2 separate regions of the Homo sapiens genome follow, and region 1 is linked to region 2. Evidence: chromatin loops called from intact Hi-C (ENCODE). Cell type or tissue: dorsolateral prefrontal cortex. All regions are shown on one strand. Links, peaks and the distances in the headings refer to the core of each region. The heading gives the core; the rest is flanking DNA.

Region 1 (9,420 bases), core at 542-8,541, 390 kb after region 2:
TAGTTATTCTTCCTGATGCTCTCCCTCCTGCCATTCCCCACTCTGATGGGCCTCAGTGTGTGTTCCTCCCCACCATGTGTCCATGTGTTCTCATCATTTAGCTCCCACTTCTGAGTGATAACATGTGGTGTTTGGTTTTCTGTTCCTGCATTAGTTTGCTGAGGATGATAATAGTTTTCAACTCCATCCACGTCCCTGTAAAGGACGTGGTCTCATTCTTTTTATGGCTGCATAGTATTCCATGGTGTATATGTATCATATTTTCTTTACTCAATCTATCATTGATGAGCATTTGGGTTGATTCCACATCTTTTCTATTGTGAATAGTGCTGCCATGAACATACGCATGCATGTATCTTTATAACAGAATGATGTATATTCCTTTGGGTATATGCTCAGTAATGGGATTGCTTGGTCAAATGGTGTTTCTGCCTCTAGATCTTTGAGGAATTGCCACACTGTCTTCCACAATAGTTGAACTAATTTACACTCCCACCAATACCCACTGCTTCTAAAACAATCTCTTGAAATAGATTTTCACCTTGGCACATGGGATAGAAGCCAAGAGGAGGCTTATTGGAGCTAGAAGAGGACTGGAATTAGCCAATGGGGAAGTGGGTGAAATGAATCTCAGAAGAGCTATTCCAGAGGACAAAGGGACAGTGAGGTCCCATCTTCTGATGTGCCCTAATGACCTCGGTGTGGAAACCCCAAACCCTATCCCTCCACCTGTCAAGAAGAGAGAGAGGTCAGCCTCCAGCCTGCCTCAGCTGTCCTGCGCCTGCCCCAGTGCCTACATGGTCTTCAGAGAGAGAGGCCTTGTCTTCCTGAGGGAGACGTTCCCAGGTCTGCCCTCCCAGGCAGCTGCATGAGACAGATGGCATCCAGGCTACGATGGAAGGGAGGGGAGAGGCCAGGACCAGTGCAAAGTCCCTAACTTCCCCTGCATGGCTTCGCTGAGTTCTGACCAGAGTTCCTACGGTGGGGGGAGCTTGAGCCCTTTCTGAGCTTAGAGTGTAAACTCTAACCAGCCTGGCTAAGCAGGACTTGAAGCAGCTGCCAAATGAAAAAGACCTGCCAGTTCCCCACCTAGGTGGATACCCAGTCACCCCCATGAAGTTTCAGGGACCCTTCCTAGTGACTCCATTTTAAGGCAAGTAGTCACTAATTACCCGGGGACATTGTTGGTCAAGCAGATCAAAGAGGTTACTTGCTTTCAGAGATGGGACAAACTGGAAGTTCTCAGCATTCTCTTACCTCTATTACAGGACCTTTAGACTAATGACATATTTAATTAAACAGGAGCATGTATGAGAGATAGCAACATGTCCTCCAACAGAATTTCAGCCAATCTGTGTCACTTTCAAATGTGGTTTTACATTGATTTGTTAGGACTTGATGGTTTAGGAAAAGGCAAAGGAAGAAATGATATGCTTTGCAGGTTTAAACTGCTAGATGGGTCCCCTTCCTCCGGGATCTTCTGTGATTCTGAGATCCGATGCCTTAACTAAGGGCATTCTGGGCTGTCAGGAAGGGGTGGTGTTGACTGGAGTTACTTGAGTCTTGCTGAAGGAGGCTTGACTTCAGATGATAAAATTCAGACAGACAGAGAAAGAAGAATGTGGGGAGGACTCTAGGATAGGAAGAAAATTCAAGCACGGATGAAATAGGAGTCACCATGCGATATTCAGGAGACATTGAGGGGACATTGAGATATTCAGGATGAATCGTTATTTACTGAAGGAGCCTGTGGTAAATAAGAGGTTTTTCTCTATGTGGAGGCACTAGAGCCAGGGGAATCCACGTTCAGCTAGATCATTGAGTTCTGAATCTTCCCTCTCCAAAACCCCTGTTAGCTCCACACATTCCAAAGCTCTGAAATGAAACAGCTACAGAATCTTTCTCTCCCTTTCCCTGCCTTGACTACTGCCAATCAGGGCAGGCATTCTTGCAAATACTTTATAATTGAAGGAGGAAAACAATGCCCTGGCTCCAAAGTGGCATTGAGGACACAAGCTGTGACTAGTTTCTGATTTTCCTCCCTGTTGGGTGGGCTTGAGTCATTGATGTGGTCCATGTGGCTGCTGCCCTACCCTCATCTTTACTGTTGCCTGGGAGGTGGCAGGAGAATCTTCTATGAGTGAGGAAAATATCACCCTCCGCCTGTGCCTTATTGGATACAGTTGGGTCCTGTGGCCACTAATGGCTGCAAGGGAAGCTGGCAAAGGGGGCTTGGGAGGGAGGGGCCGACACAGCTGCCACTGGTTTGAGCCAATTACGATTCATGTCCTGGGACTGGAAATAATGAGGCCAAACAAAGCAGAGATTCTGCCATCAGACAGCAGAGGGGTGGCTTTCGCAGAAAGGTCAGTGGGGCAGGCAGGTCTTTTCCCGGCACCTGCTATGTGCACAAATAATGACAATGAGGCTGAGCAGTGAAAGGACCTGCCTGGGGTCACAGAGCAAGCACAACTCCAGAGCACACCACCTCCAGGCTGGGCGCTGTCTTTTCTCCTGTGATCCCAGCACAGTGGACCAAGTGCTGGTGGCTCAATGTAAATTTCAAGGCCCCAGGAACTCCTTCACTGAAGATACTCATAGTTTTTAACCCTTACTATGCATCAGAATAACTTGTGGAACTTGCAAAAACTCATGAATGTCCAGACTTCATTCCCTGAAGTTCAGATTCAATTGGTCTGCAGTAGGCCCCGGGCAGCCTCCTTTGCAAAGCTTCCCAGGTATAATGGTGTTCTACTCTCCCCAGTTATTCAATGAAACACAAACTTAGGTGTTTCTATGAAGGTATTTTGTAGATGAAATTAAAACCCCAAATCAGTTGACTTTAAGTAAGGGAGAGTATCCTAGACCAGCAGTCCCCAACCGTTTTGGCACTGGTCACCAGTTCCATGCAAGAAAATTTTTCCGTAGATGGGGTGGGGTGCGAGGGGATGGTTTCAGGATGATTCAAGCATGTTTCATTTATTGTGCATCTTTCTTTCTATTATTATTACATACTCACCATAATGTAGAATCAGTGGGAGCCCTGAGCTTGTCTTCCTGCAACTAGATGGTCCCTTCTGGGGGTGATGGGAGGCAAGGACAGATCATCAGGCATTAGATTCTCATAAGGAGCCTGAAGCCTAGATCCCTTGCATGTGTAGTTCACAGTAGGGTTTGCGATCCTGTGAGAATCCAATGCCACTGATCTCACAGGCAATCAGATCCTAACAGGCCATGGACTGGTACCAGTCTGTGGCCCAGGGGCTGGGGACCCCTGTCCTAGACAATCCAGATGGGCCTGATTCAATGCATCAGAAGGCCTTAGAAGCAAAGCTGAGGCGTCCTTGATGAAGAAGAAATGTCATGGTGGACAGCAGCATCAGCTGGTGTCTGTGAGTTCCAGCCTGTCCTTCCTGATGATCAGCCTGCCCTATGGATTTCAGACTTGCCTCGTCACACCTCGCAATTAAGCCAATTCCGTGCAAAAAATCTCGAATTATACATCTCTCACGGGTTCTGCTGAGAACCAGGGAGTTATTCAGTAGTTGTTAAGCCAAAGGGCATCAGAATAAAATAACACAAGGTCAAATCTCATCTCTTCTCCCTGCGACCTTCGTGGCTGCAGTTCCTTCAGCTATAAAGTGGGGATCTCGGTGTTCGGTGCACAGGCATCCTGTGAAGGGTAACTGCTCTCAGGAGTGTGTACGTTCACTACACATCAGGACTGAGTGATGGCAGCTGCTCTTATACTGCTAGGCTATTCTGGGCCATGAGCAAATAAATGTTCAGACAAAAAATGCGGCTGGTGTTCCCTCACCATTGCTTGACATCTAAAGTTTAGGGCCTTGGAGTGACCTAATCCGGCTTCCCCCAGCTTGCTCCCGCAGTAGGCAAGAGGGCGCCTGCGCACACACAGACACGTGGACGCTGCACCCCAGCAGGTGCAGGACACCGAGGCGGCCGCCCAGCTCCGGTCATGAAAGCAGCCAGGAGTTCCATCGGTCACCCATCATCGCTCTCCTGGGAGTTTTAATAGGTGTTTTGGTTACAGGACTCCAGGTCTCGCTGCTCACTTGGTGAGTCGTGGCGGTCCTGCCGGCCCTGCTGCCGCCGCACTCGGTTTCGGGGCTGCGGCTCGGCTCCGCACCGCGCGGCGTGGACGCGCTCCTCCCGGGGGCTCCCGCGCCTCCCACCAGCGCCTCCCGGCGAGCTGGCTCGGCCTCCAGCCTGGCGAAGCAGTGCCCTCTGGCGGCCACGCACTGCAGCAGCGGCTCGCTCGGCAAGACGGAGGCCGAAACCTGAAACCGGCTCTGGGCCCTGATTTCTTTCTAAGCCACTGTTTTTTGACTTGGAAATCCATAAGAAATCCAAAATTGTAGGTTTTTCTCTTTTTTTATGAAACAATTTTTGTATTTTCCACAGACAATAAATTAGATGTTTCTGTTCCTGGTAGTGCCCAATGTGAGGATGGATACATTTAGCACCTGCACATGTGAAGGTGACCCGACATTAAAAGTAGGGAAACTCCGTGTGGATTTCGGTGATGAGCTACACGTTCACAAAACCACCCTTGATAGTCATTTCCACAACTTCCAGTCCTGAGAACTGGTCACTCCAGCAGGTTTAAGGTAATAATCTGTGGGTCAAAGTTAAGTCAAAGTTAAGCCTTGGATACGCAGAGAGGAGCCGCCTCTTTGTCTATTTACCTTGTCACTAGCCATCCGCGTATGGACCTCAGCCCCTCGTGTCACCCCTCTGGGTCTCCGTCTCCTAACCTAGGAAAGAAGAGGGTTAAAATAGAGCCTCTTCAGCGTTTGCATTTAGGATCCAAGGGCTAGTCATTCTGGAATAGTCATTCATTCAGCAAATACCACGTGTCAAGTGGAGAGGGTTCAGGTTCACCAGGGAGCAAACCTGTGCGTTCCCGGATGTTAAATTGTAGCAAGGGAGAAAGGTACTAAGCAATAAACCTAAAGATGACACAGTGTGTTAGAAGGTGAGAATGAACGCCAGGTGGAAACTGGCACAGGTGTGGGACTCGAGAGTGGTAGCCCAGGGAAAGGCTGAGGGAGAGGCAGTTTCAGATGACGGAATCAGGCCAGGACTCTGAAAAGTGTCCTTTGAGCAAAGACCTGTAGAAGGGCATGAGAAAACCACAGGGTCTTTCTGAAGAAGAGACTTCCAGGCAGAAGGAAGCCTGCAGAGGCCCGAGGTGAGAGCGGTCCGTTAAACTTGCGGACCAAGGAGAAAGCCTGTGTGGCTGAATCAGAGTGGCTGAAGAGTAGCGATGGCTGGGGAGGCTAGGAGGTCACAAGAGATGGTTACACAGAACCTGCTGGGCCACCGCAAAGGATTTGCCTTTGACTCTGAAAGAAACGGGGCCATTGGAGGTTTTGAGCAGAGGAGCGGCACGATCTGCCTGATGTTTTCACAGGTCTGTCTTAGCCTGCTCGGGCTGCCATACATAACAAAATGCCATAGACTGGGTAACTTACACAGCAAACATTTCCTCACAGCTCTGGAGGCTAGAAAGTCCAAGAAAGTCCGGTGAGGAGGCTGGGCGCTGTGACTCACGCCTGTAACCCCAGCACTTTGGGAGGCTGAGGCAGGTGGATCACTAGGTCAGGAGTTCGAGACCAGCCTGGCCAATATAGTGAAACCCCATCTCTACTAAAAATACAAAAATTAGCTGGGTGTGGTGGCACGTGCCTGTACTCCCAGCTACTCGGGAGGCTGAGGCAGGAAAATCACTTGAACCCAGGAGGTGGAAGTTGCAGTGTGCCGAGATCACGCCATTGCACTCTAGCCTGGTGACAGAGCGAGACTCCATCTCAGAAAAAAAAAATCAAAAAGGCCTCCATCTCAAAAACAACAACATAAAAAAAAAGAAAAAGTCTGGTGAGGGTCCTCTTTCTGGCTTGCACACGGCTGGCCACCTGCCCACTGTGTCTTCACATGGTAGAGAGAGAAAGTAATGCCTGGTGTCTTCTTCCTCTTCCCATAAGGGCACTAATCCCATCATGCAGCTCCGCCTGTGTGACCTCATCCAAATCTAATAATCTCCCACAGGCCCCACCTCCAAATACCATCACACTGGAGGCTGGGGCTTCAACATACGAACTTGGGGGAGATTCAAGTGTTCAGCCCTTAACAAGGTCACCCAGGCTACTGTATGAGCTACTGTAGATCACAAGGGTGGGCGGAGATGGGGGCAGGAAAAGCAGGAAACCACAGTGAGCATCGAGGCGAGGGTGGTGGCTGTGGCTTGGGCTGGTTTGGTAGTAGTGGAGACGGTGAGGAATGGTCAGATTCTGGAGAGACTTTGAAAGCAGAGACCACAGGATTTCCCAACAGGTTGAATGCAGAATGTGAAAGGAAAAAGAAGTAAAGGATGATTAAGTCTGAACGAAGTAACTGGAAGCTGTTATTGAGAGGGGAAATTGACATGGGTGGGGCAGAGATCTGCAGGGGGGCCAGATATTTCATTTGGGACATGTTGATAAACTTTAAGACATCTGTTTGTGAAGAGAGAGAAGTGAATGTGCAAAGTTCAGGAGATTCAGGGGACAGTTGTTGCTAGAGATAATTTTCATCCTATAAAGAACGTGGGTTCTAGAGTCAGGCGGATTTGTGCTCAAATCTCAGTCCTGTTACTTACTGTCTATGTCAGCCTGAAACAATGTCTTAACTTCTCTGAACCTTGTTATTCAATATTTATATTTTCAGCTCCTCATGTGTCAGGCACTGTACCAGGTACTGGGATTGAAAAAATAAGCAAAGTCCCTGTGCTCATGGACTCTACACTGGTCAAACAGGGATGAGAATGAATGTCCACTTAGTGTTCATTGAATGAATAAAGCGTATAAACTGCCTCAGGCACTCAGTATAGTGATTTGCCCAGTAAATAGCTGCTCTCACCACGCTTTCCTTGCTTTCTACCCATTGGAGGACAATTTGTGTTGCATACTCGGACTGACAAGTAAAGATCTAGAGGACATTTTGGGTGCCACGGAAACTATAGAACTGATTCCCCAAGACTAGAAGGTGGTCCAAAATACCAGAAATTATAGAATAATATGTTGCCTGCACAGCAGAATACAGCCTCTGATTTTCCTTCTTTGGAATTATTCTAGAGACCAGATACTAAACCCAGCTCAGGGACATTGTAACAATGACCAAAATTGAGCTGGTGCTTGAGGATGCATGGGTAGTCTAACAAGCAAATAGCTGGGGCAGCATCTTACCATGAGGGTTGTTCTCATTGTAATCAGCATCCTCTTAGATAGAAGCGCTACATTTCTTCTTAAGTGACGAATTTCTGGGATTGCTTCTTTTACTCTAAGCTAACTCTTGGAGATGAAAAGTCAACCACAGAGAGATCACCAAGGGTGAGAAGAGGCCCTGGGATGGAAGTCTGAGGCCCCTGAACATTCAAAGGGTGGGCAGAGAAAGAGGCTGCCAAGGGTGCTGAGAGGCAGTGGCTGTTGAGATGGGAGAGGGCAGAGGGGAGCGGGGAAGATCAAGAATGGGAAGTGGGGGCAAAGGGCAGCCCCACGCAATGCTGCAGAGAAGACAAGGAAGTGGAAGCCGGGGAGGTCGCACTGGATTTAGCAATGTTACTTCCGTCCGTGGCCTTAGTTGCATCCAGGGAGCAGTGGGCTGACGGATATATGAAGGATAAGGAAGAAGAGACAATGGACAGAAACATAATTCAAGATATTTGGCTGTGAAAAGCAAGAGACTGGATTATCTAGACAAGGAAAATGTGAGTTTGAGAGAGAGTTTTTCAAAGGAAAGAATGGTGAACACTGTTCTAGCCTGGCGTGCGTTGTGCTCGCTTGGAGGAGGATGGGGACTCATGACAGGAAAGTGGTGGCAGGAACAACTTGAGATGTGGGAGTGCAGTCTTCCCCAAGGGAGAGTGCAAATATCAAAATAGAGGACTACGGGCTGGCCTGAAGAGCACAGCACCGCCTGCCACAAGCACGTGCCCAGGGGAAAGTACAGAGAAGTGAGGGAGTGAATGAGGGGCTGGGAGTCCTGGGACAGCATCCTGAGCTCAAGTAGGGTTAGATGAATGGAGAAACACTTCCCTGGTCATGGCAGGAGCCATGAGGAAAGATGAGAAGAGGATGCTGGGGAGTTTGCAAGTGAGGCCCAATGGATGATTTCCATTGTTCTATGAAGTGGGAAGAGACTCAGTCAGGCTGAGGGCCAGGTGGATCAGGAGTCTGGAGACACAGAGGATATTCCTTAATTATTTTCTTGTTATTTCCAAGACTTTTTAATTTATTTATTTATTTATTTATTTATTTTCTTTTATTATTATTATACTTTAAGTTTTAGGGTACATGTGCACAATGTGCAGGTTAGTTACATATGTATACATGTGCCATGCTGGTGTGCTGCACCCACTAACTCGTCATCTAGCATTAGGTATATCTCCTAATGCTATCCCTCCCCCCTCCCCCCACCCCACAACAGTCCCCAGAGTGTGATGTTCTCCTTCCTGTGTCCATGTGTTCTCATCGTTCAATTCCCACCTATGAGTGAGAATGTGCAGTGTTTGGTTTTTTGTTCTTGCAATAGTTTACTGAGAATGATGATTTCCAATTTCATCCATGTCCCTACAAAGGGCATGAACTCATCATTTTTTATGGCTGCATAGTATTCCATGGTGTATATGTGCCACATTTTCTTAATCCAGTCTATCATTGTTGGACATTTGGGTTGGCTCCAAGTCTTTGCTATTGTGAATAGTGCCGCAATAAACATGTGTGTGCATGTGTCTTTATAGTAGCATGATTTATAGTCCTTTGGGTATATACCCAGTAATGGGATGGCTGGGTCAAATGGTATTTCTATTCTAGATCCCTGAGGAATCGCCACACTGACTTCCACAATGGTTGAACCAGTTTACAGTCCCACCAACAGTGTAAAAGTGTTCCTATTTCTCCACATCCTCTCCAGCACCTGTTGTTTCCTGACTTTTTAATGATTGCCATTCTAACTGGTGTGAGATGATATCTCATTGTGGTTTTGATGTGCATTTCTCTGACAGCCAGTGATGGCGAGCATTTTTTCATGTTTTTTGGCTGCATAAATGTCTTCTTTTGAGAAGTGTCTGTTCATGTCCTTCGCCCACTTTTTGATGGGGTTGTTTTTTTTTTCTTGTAAATTTGTTTGAGTTCATTGTAGATTCTGGATATTAGCCCTTTGTCAGATGAGTAGGTTGCGAAAATTTTCTCCCATTTTGTAGGTTGCCTGTTCACTCTGACGGTAGTTTCTTTTGCTGTGCAGAAGCTCTTTAGTTTAATTAGATCCCATTTGTCAATTTTGGCTTTTGTTGCCATTGCTTTTGGTGTTTTAGACATGAAGTCCTTGCCCATGCCTATGTCCTGAATGGTAATGCCTCGGTTT
Region 2 (9,420 bases), core at 715-8,714:
ACTTCTGACCTCGTGATCCGCCCGCCTCGGCCTCCCAAAGTGCTGGGATTACAAGCGTGAGCCTCCGCGCCTGGCCAATATCCGACTCTTTTTATTCCCACTTATTCCCAGTGGACCAGCGGTATAAGTGCAACATTTATCAAGTTTTACATAAGGCTCCTTAGCGAATAAAACAGTGCTATCCAAATTGATAGTCCTGTGTCTCATTTAGTTGATTGTTACCATGAAAGCAACGTGACAGATTAAGTAATTTTGACTGGAGAAATCAGTGTGTTGCTGTACTAAAATGTAAATAAAAGAATGCCTTCTATCCCTTCCTTTAAAGTCAAATCAAGGAAGGAGGTTAGTCATTATCTTATTCTGTAAATGATATTATTGGGATATACAAAAATATTGAAACAGGTGCTGCAGAATTTAAAAATGGAATAAAATGAGGTACTACTTCATTCTTGTGCTCCTTGACCATGAAATTTATAAGGAAAATATTCTGTAGGAAACACATAAACCCCCAAATGTCTTGGTGTTTTGGTGGGTGGTCATCTGAATTATTTATTTGCAGTTATCAGCAAGGCAAAAAGTAGTTTATATTCGTATAAACTAACTTTTATGGCCTTCTGGAACATGTCATGATACAGAAAATGTTTAGTAAAATCTGTTAGAAATTCCAAGCATTCTTATGACTCCCTAACTTTCTGAACTTCTCTTTCCCTAGTTTTTCTGGTTGGCCCCATCAAAACGAACACACTGTGGAATTTTTTAAAAGCACATTGCAGCTTGCTACTTTGGATGAATGTCAGAAGTGCAACATTTCATGTTTTATGAAATAGTTCAAGTTGAAAAACTGGAAACAAAACCAGTCATTCACATGTGAACCGCAGTAGCAACAAGAACAATAAAATAAGAGTCTGGAACTCCAGGTTTGTCTCAAACATGACAGAAAGCCCAAGTCTGCCTTGTTCCTTCATGTCTAACACAGGGGCTGACACATATATAAGTGCTCGATAAATATTTGTTCAATGAATTAACTCCAACTAGTACACGCTTTATAGATTATTACACTAGGATCTCAGTGTATAAACCTTGTAATTAGATATTCAAGCTCACAACGATTGAAGGAATGAAATTGAATTTTAAAGGTAAATGACTCGCAGTTCATAAACCCTGTGCTTCTGTTAGTCAGTGGCAGGTATGAGTGAATAATGGTCTGTCTGTCCTCAAACCTCAGTATAAAAGGAAATTGAATCCTGCCTCTTTATCTACTGTTTATCCTCGACACACCACCTGCAAGTGCTTGTTTTTGGTAGTAAAACTTCCTGCGTGGTCACGTTGTTCATTTTGATTTTTGATGCATTTACTAATGGAATTACTGGTTTGGAGACATAACCATAGGTAATTTATCTCTGAGGGTGCCTGCTTGGAAAAATAACTCTTGACTGTGTGTATGTTTAATGTAAAGACCATTAACACTTTTATCTCTAGGTTATTTTATTCAGATATTTCTCTGCACACAGAAGAGTCATACAAGAAAGCCCCCTAGTACTGTACAAGAAAACTGGAAGAACAGGTCAGAAGGAAAAACGTTTCTTTCACATATTCCACATTAAATTATATTCTCTAAACACATGTCAATGTGTTAAATTTAATGGAAGAATAGTAGTAGTTAGATTTTGAGAACAGTGTCATAATAGTCATAAAGCTGTCTATTTCAGGAGGAAAAAAATGGATTAGCAGTGACAATGTATAACTCTTTCTAGACGTTATCTTTAAACATAGAATCAAGGTACTAATGCTCGTGTTTATTGTATTAGCACAGTGAAGGCAGAGGGTACATTTCAGCTCTCAGCCGGTTTGATCTTCACAAATTCTAAGACTTTCCTTGTTTTTGGCGACAAGCAGTCATATTCTGAACTCGTTGCTGCCATTGCTTGAGGTCTCTTGCCTGGTCCTCCCCCCATGGCCAGCAGCCTGCCTGTTCCTTCACCTAAATCTTATTTGCAGGAGAGGCATCAGGGGGTGACAATGGCACCACCTAAAATCACCAACGAGCCACCTCTCCTCTCCCTGGCTCATGCGGGACCACTCCTGGCCTTTAGTCTGATTCCATGGCATAAATTCACTCATCATTCATTGAGTACTTATTAGGCACTGGAGATAAAAACACGAATAAGATGGGTGGGAAGACACATGAAGAAGACAGTGGAATATGTCCTAATGGTGCCCTCAAACTCCACCATGGCCACAAACACACTTAATCCTCACCCATCTTTACTCTTTATCCAGCCTCATCCATCTCTGGACAGTCTGGTTCAGGTTACTGGTGCTCGGCATATTCCCACCTTTGATCCAGCTCTTTCCCGGACTCCCATAATTCAATGGTGTGTTGAGCCATGTGAATTCCACCTGTGCTATTTCCCTCAACTGGCTCTCAGGACCACACATGCTGTGGCCAGCCAAATGAGAGCCCTCCTTGTTCCTTCCTCACACTAAAGCCTGACCAAGTCCAAGCTCCAGTTTAAGTTCCCTCTTTCAGAATGTTCTTCTGCTACTCCTTGTGTGTCTAAATACTAACCACTCTTCACCTCTGGCTAAAATATCTACCCCTCCAAGTAGCCTTTCTGGATAGCCCTTTTCATTCAACATCCTTTGATCTCCCCTCTGTATCAGGCAATGTTGCTCAGGGTTATGGCTATAGAGATGATGGATTTGGTTCTTGCTGTTAGGAAGCTGTCAGAGTCTTGTGGGTGAGGTGGACTAAGAGGCAGGTACAATCATGTGATAACCACCATGAGGTAGATGGTAGATAAGTGAAGCACCTCTCTCTACATTCAGATGGAGAGGTAATGCTTCCCCAGGGAGGTTTCCCTCAGTAGTCTGGAAGGGCCTAGAGGAGTTAGCCAGGAAAGAAAGGGATTCATGGCATTGCAAATAATGAAGAGCAGATACAAAAGGCAGAACATAAAATGATACGGCACCAAGGAACTGCAGGAGTTCAGTGTGCCAGAGGTGTTCAGTGATCCGAGATGGGATCAGCAAAGTAGCAGGTGAGACTAGAGAATCAGGTAAGAGTCAGGTAATGGAGGGCACTGCAGATCACAGCAGGAATTCTGACATTTATTCTGTGGGTGATCAACAGCCAGAAAAAATTCTTTTTTCCAGATCTGAGGACAGGGTGGAGAATGTGAAGAAGGGTAAGGATTAGATACAGAAGCACAGCCAGGAAGACTGGGCAATAATCCCAACAGCAAATGACAATGGCATGAACTGAGGTCGTGGTTTTCAGTGTGGTCCCCAGACCTGCAGCATCAGCATCACCCGAGACTTGTTAGAAATGCAAATTCTCAGGATCCGCCCCAGGCCTTCTGAATTAGAAGGAACTCTGGGGGAAGGGGTGCCAGCAGTCTGTGTTTTGCCAAGCCTTCCAAGGGATGCTAAGGCACAAAAGTGTGAGAACCACTGAAATAAGTCAATGTAAGTAAGACAGAAGGGGAGGTTCCGGGAGGGTTAAGGAGGTGACTACCTGCCAATGGAAGGGAGGCAGGGCAAGTGGCCAAGAGAGCTTCCTTCCCAGATTCCTGGCTAGGACAACCAAATACGTGATGGTATCCATTCATGGAGATGGGCAATGCTGGGGGAGGAAAAGATTTGGCTGCAGATAAGGGGGGAAATGGGCTTGGTTTTGAACATGACCTTCCATAGCAGTGCATCTGAAAATTCTTCAGGACATGCACTTTCTACATTACATTGTAGTTGAGTTTGTGCACGAGTCTGAGCTGAAATGTAAATTCTGTGAGGGTTGGGGGCAGGCTTTATCCCCTAGAAAGCCTACTCAAGGTACTTGGACAGAACATACACCCCACAAATATTTATGAAATGAAGCTATCATCTTTAGAAATCCTTTTTGGAGTCAAGAAATGTATAGTTAACTGAAGACAGAATTATCTAGCACTCAGGCTATGAATTTAGCCTTTCTGAGACAGACCCATATGTTCATTATCCTGGTGTCACATGGGGCAAACAGTCTTACCATTATAACATCCAGGACATAACACCATCAAACAGACTCCCATTTTCTGAGTGCACCAAGGTGCTCTTTATACATATGGTGTCATTTAATCCTCACAAGAACCCCATGAATAAGTAATATTATTATTATTATTATTATTATTATTATTATTATTATTTTGAGACAAAGTCTCTGCTGCCCAGGCTGGAGTGCAGTGGACAAGAAACCCACGGATAAGTATTATTATTATTATTATTATTATTATTATTATTATTATTATTTTGAGACGAAGTCTCACTCTGCTGCCCAGGCTGGAGTGCAGTGGCGCAATCTTGGCTCACTGCAACCTCCCCCTCCCAGGTTCAAGCGATTCTCCTGCCCCAGCCTCCCCAGTAGCTGGGATTATAGGCGCCTGCCACCACGCCCAGCTAATTTTTGTATTTTTAGTAGAGACAGGGTTTCACCATGTTGGTCAGGCTGGTCTTGAACTCCTGACCTCAGGTGATCCACCCGCCTTGGCCTGCCAAAGTGCTAGGATTACAGGTGTGAGCCACCGTGCCCAGCCATGGATAAGTATTATTATCCCTACTGTAGAGGTTAAGAAACTGAGGCACAAAAGGCTGCATTGGTTGCTTAAAGCCTTATCCACACAAGAGGTAAAGCCAGGATTGAAATCCAAGTCTTTCCAAACCCTAAATCCTGTTTTTTATTTACTGGCTGCAATCTATTCACCATTCCCACCGAGATTTGATCTATACATAACCTTTCAAAATGGAAGGAACAGATTGGTTAGCACAAAAGTCTGGAGAACAAAGAAGGTTTATGGAATATAAATTTTCTTCTTTTCTTGTGATGTGCTGAAAATTTGAAAGAAAGTTCTAACAGATGGAAAAGCATTATGAAATAATACAAAAATAAAAGCTTTAAAATGCCAGAGATAATACTTTTTAAAAGTTCTAGGTGGGAAAACTGAGTATATATCCTAACAAGAACAGAAAATTAATTTTAAATACTAAAAAAGATAACTATGTAATGAAAGATACCTAAAAGAAAAAAATCAGATCACAGCATATCAGTAAGTAATTCCTAATCTTTTGCTTTCAACCTGACTGGCTGGGATGGTGCAGCAGAAAACCTTTACCTGCAGTTCTACCAACACAGTCAGACTTTGCTCCTGACTTCTTGGCAAATATTTGTCAGCAGAGGCGGTATCTAACCCTACGTGGTTCATAAGTGAATTCTGTGTCACTCATGAACACCTAGACGTCTTACAATTTTGCAAAGCATTTTACAGAAAGGACATGTTTTTAACATATCAAAGCAAAATAAGGAGTAGCTCACAGGAAGAGCCTTGGCCCTTGAACCTCAGAGCCTGGGAAGATGGCTGGAGGCTCCGGTGACCCTTCCCTCTTCCCACAGTATGGGGTAGCCCTTGTAAGCAGGAGGCAGGATGGCCTGCGGGAAGCAGTCAGCGCAACACACGCCTGCAATGAAGAAGAAGTCCACCAGGGGGAGCAATGACATGATCAAGGCAAAGAGCCTGGGTCTCAATTACAGAGAAAATCTCATGGCTGCAACTGGAAGGAAAGGAAAAACTTATTTTATTTTTGCAGGCCTTGCTGCTTCTTCCTTGTTTTTCTTTTTTTTTTTTCCACCAAGTTTCTATTAGCGGACTCAGTTTCTGTGTGTAGGGCTCCAAGACTAGACGTCTGCAGGGCTGTGTGAACTAATCCCTGTGGCATGGAAAGGGACCAGGCTCCTCTCTTTGGTTTGACTCTAAGGTCCAGTTGGAGCACTCTCATGCCTGTGGACACTGTCCCCACTCCTATAAAGTCGGGAAGTTCTGACGGTCATTCTAAGCGAGGCTTTTCCAAAACATGTCAAGCCAGAGAAAGGTTCCTGGGATAAAGAGAGAGGCTCATGAGGAGACAACACTTCATAAATCTTCAGGGACGCATGGAGTCTTCAGGGGTTTGAGAGAGTCTCAGGTGACAGCGGGATTTTCCTAGCGTAGTAAAGGATTCACTTCAATAAAAGGAAAACTTTCTAATAATCAGAGGCTTTTGTGAAATCATTCCTTGCTAGGGCTGTGCGTGAGGACCTCTTCGGGAGTTTTTCCCCTGCAAAATACAAATAACTTTGGCTCTGCCTTTACAAGTTTAGCTCTGTATTTTGCAGTGGGACCTGAATACACATATTGTGAGAACGCTCCCCAGCAGATTTTGGTGCCTATCGTGATTAAGAACAATTTTTTATTAACCCATGTATGCCTAGTGTTCCATTATTGGAACGCTAAGCATGTGGGAGTTATTTACATCCTACTGCTCAAGGTCATTGCCAAGGTCTGATTGCAAAAATTTAAAAAAATTGCTACCTCAGGCATAAATGGAATAGCTTCCCACTGTCTACAGAAGAAAGTTCCAACTCCGAAGCCCAGCATTTAAAGTTCGGGATTTGACCCCCGTTTGCTTTCAAGTCTTATTCTCCCACATTATTCTTAATTTACACTATATTTTAATCAGATTCCTGTACACACTTATTCCTCCTTCTAACATGGGGCAATAATGCTTTCCTAACAATGTTGCCTCGAGGATTAGAAATAGGGTGCACTAATATCTAGTGGGCTGTCTGGGGTTTAATACGCACATTAATACTAGGTTCTCAATAAATATTCATCAAAGTGAATGAACAAAAAACAGAGAAATCTGCTGTAAAAATGAATGAGTGCACCTTTTTTTTTTTTTTTTTTTTTTTTTTTTTGGGATGGAGTCTCGCTCTGTCGCCCAGGCTAGAGTGCAGTGGCGCAATCTCGGCTCACTGCAAGCTCCACCTCCCAGGTTCAGGCCATTATCCTGCCTCAGCCTCCCAAGTAGTTGGGACTACAGGCACCCGCCACCACGCCCGGCTAATTTTTTGTATTTTGTTTAGTAGAGACAGGGTTTCACCATGTTAGCCAGGATGGTCTTGATCTCCTGACCTCGTGATCCGCCCGCCTCAGCCTCCCAAAGTGCTGAGATTACAGGTATGAGCCACCGCACCCGGCCTTTTTTTTTTTTTTTTTTTGAGATGGAGTCTTGCTCTGTCGCCCAGGCTGGAGTGCAGTCGTGCAACTTCGGCTCACTGCAACCTCTGCCTCCTGGGTTCAAGTGATTCTCTTCCCTCAGCCTCCTGAGTAGCTGGGATTACAGGCGTGCACCACCACGCCCATCTAATTTTTGTGTTTTTAGTAGAGACAGGGTTTCACCATGTTGGCCAGGCTGGTCTCGAACTCCTGACCTCAGGTGATCCACCGCCTCGGCCTCCCAGAGTGCTGGGATTACAGGCGTGAGCCACCATGCCTGGCCCACCTTCTTGATTAAACAGAGGCCCGATTAACCATGCCTTAGGGATCCCTGTAGCCTGTAGACTTTTACAAACTTAACATGATTTTTTTAGGTGAGTTGGGTTTTTTCCCCCTAAGTCTCACTGCTTTCTAGCCACCATTCAGACTTGAAACTTGCAGGGGGCAAGAGCAACAGGAGAGGGAAATTTAAAATATTGTAAGGAAATAGTGTTTTGATAAGGAAGCTAAAGCTATCTAGGGCACATGGGCATAGGATCTCTCTCTCCTCCACCCTTTATATAACTCTTCAAGGTTTTAATAATTTGAATAGCTGTTGGAGGGTCAGAACAGATGTTACGTTTATAGTGATATAGTAGCCTTTACTGTTACAACTGGTGGGAGGATGTGGACTTGCCTAGTATTTCACAGACAATGAACTGGAGTTCTGCAGAATGCAAATGAGTCACAAACACTCATTAAGACTCCCCTGAACAATGAAGACTGCAAAAACGCTAGGTGAAATCCAGTCAAACAGTTTGTTTGCAGTTTTGTTTTTAATTTTCGAAGTCTTCAAAATGCGAATAATCATCGTGAATTGATTCATTCGGGACAAGGCACGCAACATTTACCAAATTTATTGAACCATAATATTTTTTTTCTTTCAATGTCTTAGAGGACTAGGATTCTCAGGAACATACCTAGGGCAATGCTGGTATGATGATTTCGACAGAGCTTCTTAACCCTGGCTGCATCATAAAATCTCTTGTGACACTTCATTAAAGAAAAAGTTTTCTGGGCTCTACCCCAGAATCTCCAGGAGAAGGGCCACTGCAACTCTAGGTTTTAAAAGGCTCTGCTGAGATTCTGCTATCCAGCTAGAGGAGATAAACACTGCATGATGAGAATGGCTTTTGGATTAAGGAAGGCCTAGGTTCAAGGCCAAGAGCCACTGATAGTCATTACAATGTATTTGGAAAGTTACAATCTGATTGTCTTAGGTGTCTCACCCATAAAACAGGGAATCATACCCACTCAGTAGTATATTTTTAGGTCCAAAAAGTTCAATGAAACAATGAAGAAAAACAATGCAGGTTGTAGGTGCTGTATCCAACACGTAATCCTCAGTTTCAACAGAAATAGAAATAGTAAAATTATGTGCCTTCTCAATATGCTGGTAACTTTTGCTTTTCTTTAAAGAGAATGAAAGTAATTATGGATTCTCATAGTTGTAATACACCTGCAGCACTCTGACCTTTCTTGTATTTAGAGCAATGCTCAGAAAGATGGTGTCACCTCTTAACCAAAGATGGTTATGTGTTTTTTTGGCAATCACATGCCATGTCTTCTGGGGAAAAAAATTCCCTATTTTTCAAAGCTGTATATAATCTCCATTTTTCAAGAGATAATTTAAGCCAGCTTAAGACCTGAAATCTAGTTTTAGGGCATAAATGCAATGATGTCATCACAGGTTTGCATGATGAGCTGTGCGAAAGTCCAACACTTGCCCAGCAGCCATTGCCCATGCTCTGCTGTTGAGGTGATATTTCCCAAAATATGAACTTCAAAGGTATTTCTATTTTTATAAGGACAGATGTAGTGGGATTTTTATAGGCATTCTAACATTTGGTGTCTTCACACTCCCTTTCCTTTTTAATAATCCCTTCAGTGTCTTGTTCCATTTAATAGATTTAAAAAATTTAGCTCTGTGTGTGTGTGTGTGTGTGTGTGTGTGTGTGTGTGTGTATGATCACAACTACCCTCCAGAGAGCAATGCATGTGTGAATTTGACTGTGGCCCAGAGAGGTGCCTTTTTGTATGAATGAAATGGAATAGATAATCTGGTCTTAGAAATGGATAATATTCCAAAGTTCATTTGTAAGTCAGTAGTTTGAAACTTGGAGCACATTTTCTCATAAAAGAAATTCTCTACACGGTGGATAAAGTCCCAGGCCAGCCCACAAGAGCCTGTTTAAGTCATACTGCACCTGAAGTGGAATTGTTATTAACTCTAGAGGACAATGATTCTATGGGAACAAATTTTCAGAATTCTACCATTTATAGGTGAGAACAACTGACTACAATTTCCACTAGTCTT

What was found. Peaks named below come from ENCODE experiments on the same cell type or tissue, not always from the same donor. Only the 100,000 strongest peaks of a DNase experiment are listed, where the experiment ranks them.
Region 1: it touches region 2 in a loop (5-fold over the local background); 95 of 110 quality-filtered maps call a loop at or near these places.

The regions. Positions count from the first base shown.
Region 1 is chr6:148,554,768-148,564,187 of GRCh38, reverse strand. No RefSeq gene overlaps it. Among named protein-coding and RNA genes, the nearest start is that of UST, 190 kb to the left of the region's middle. RefSeq lists a silencer at 4,162-4,341. In dorsolateral prefrontal cortex, for the core only: CTCF peaks have their summits at 4,060 and 4,260 (motif pointing left); DNase peaks (open chromatin) are centred at 3,927 and 4,247; H3K4me3 peaks cover 741 bases; H3K27ac peaks cover 774 bases.
Region 2 is chr6:148,944,157-148,953,576 of GRCh38, reverse strand. The region is part of intron 3 of UST (uronyl 2-sulfotransferase); the gene reads right to left. Among named protein-coding and RNA genes, the nearest start is that of UST-AS1, 16 kb to the left of the region's middle. In dorsolateral prefrontal cortex, for the core only: CTCF peaks have their summits at 5,286 and 5,502 (motif pointing right); a DNase peak (open chromatin) is centred at 5,476.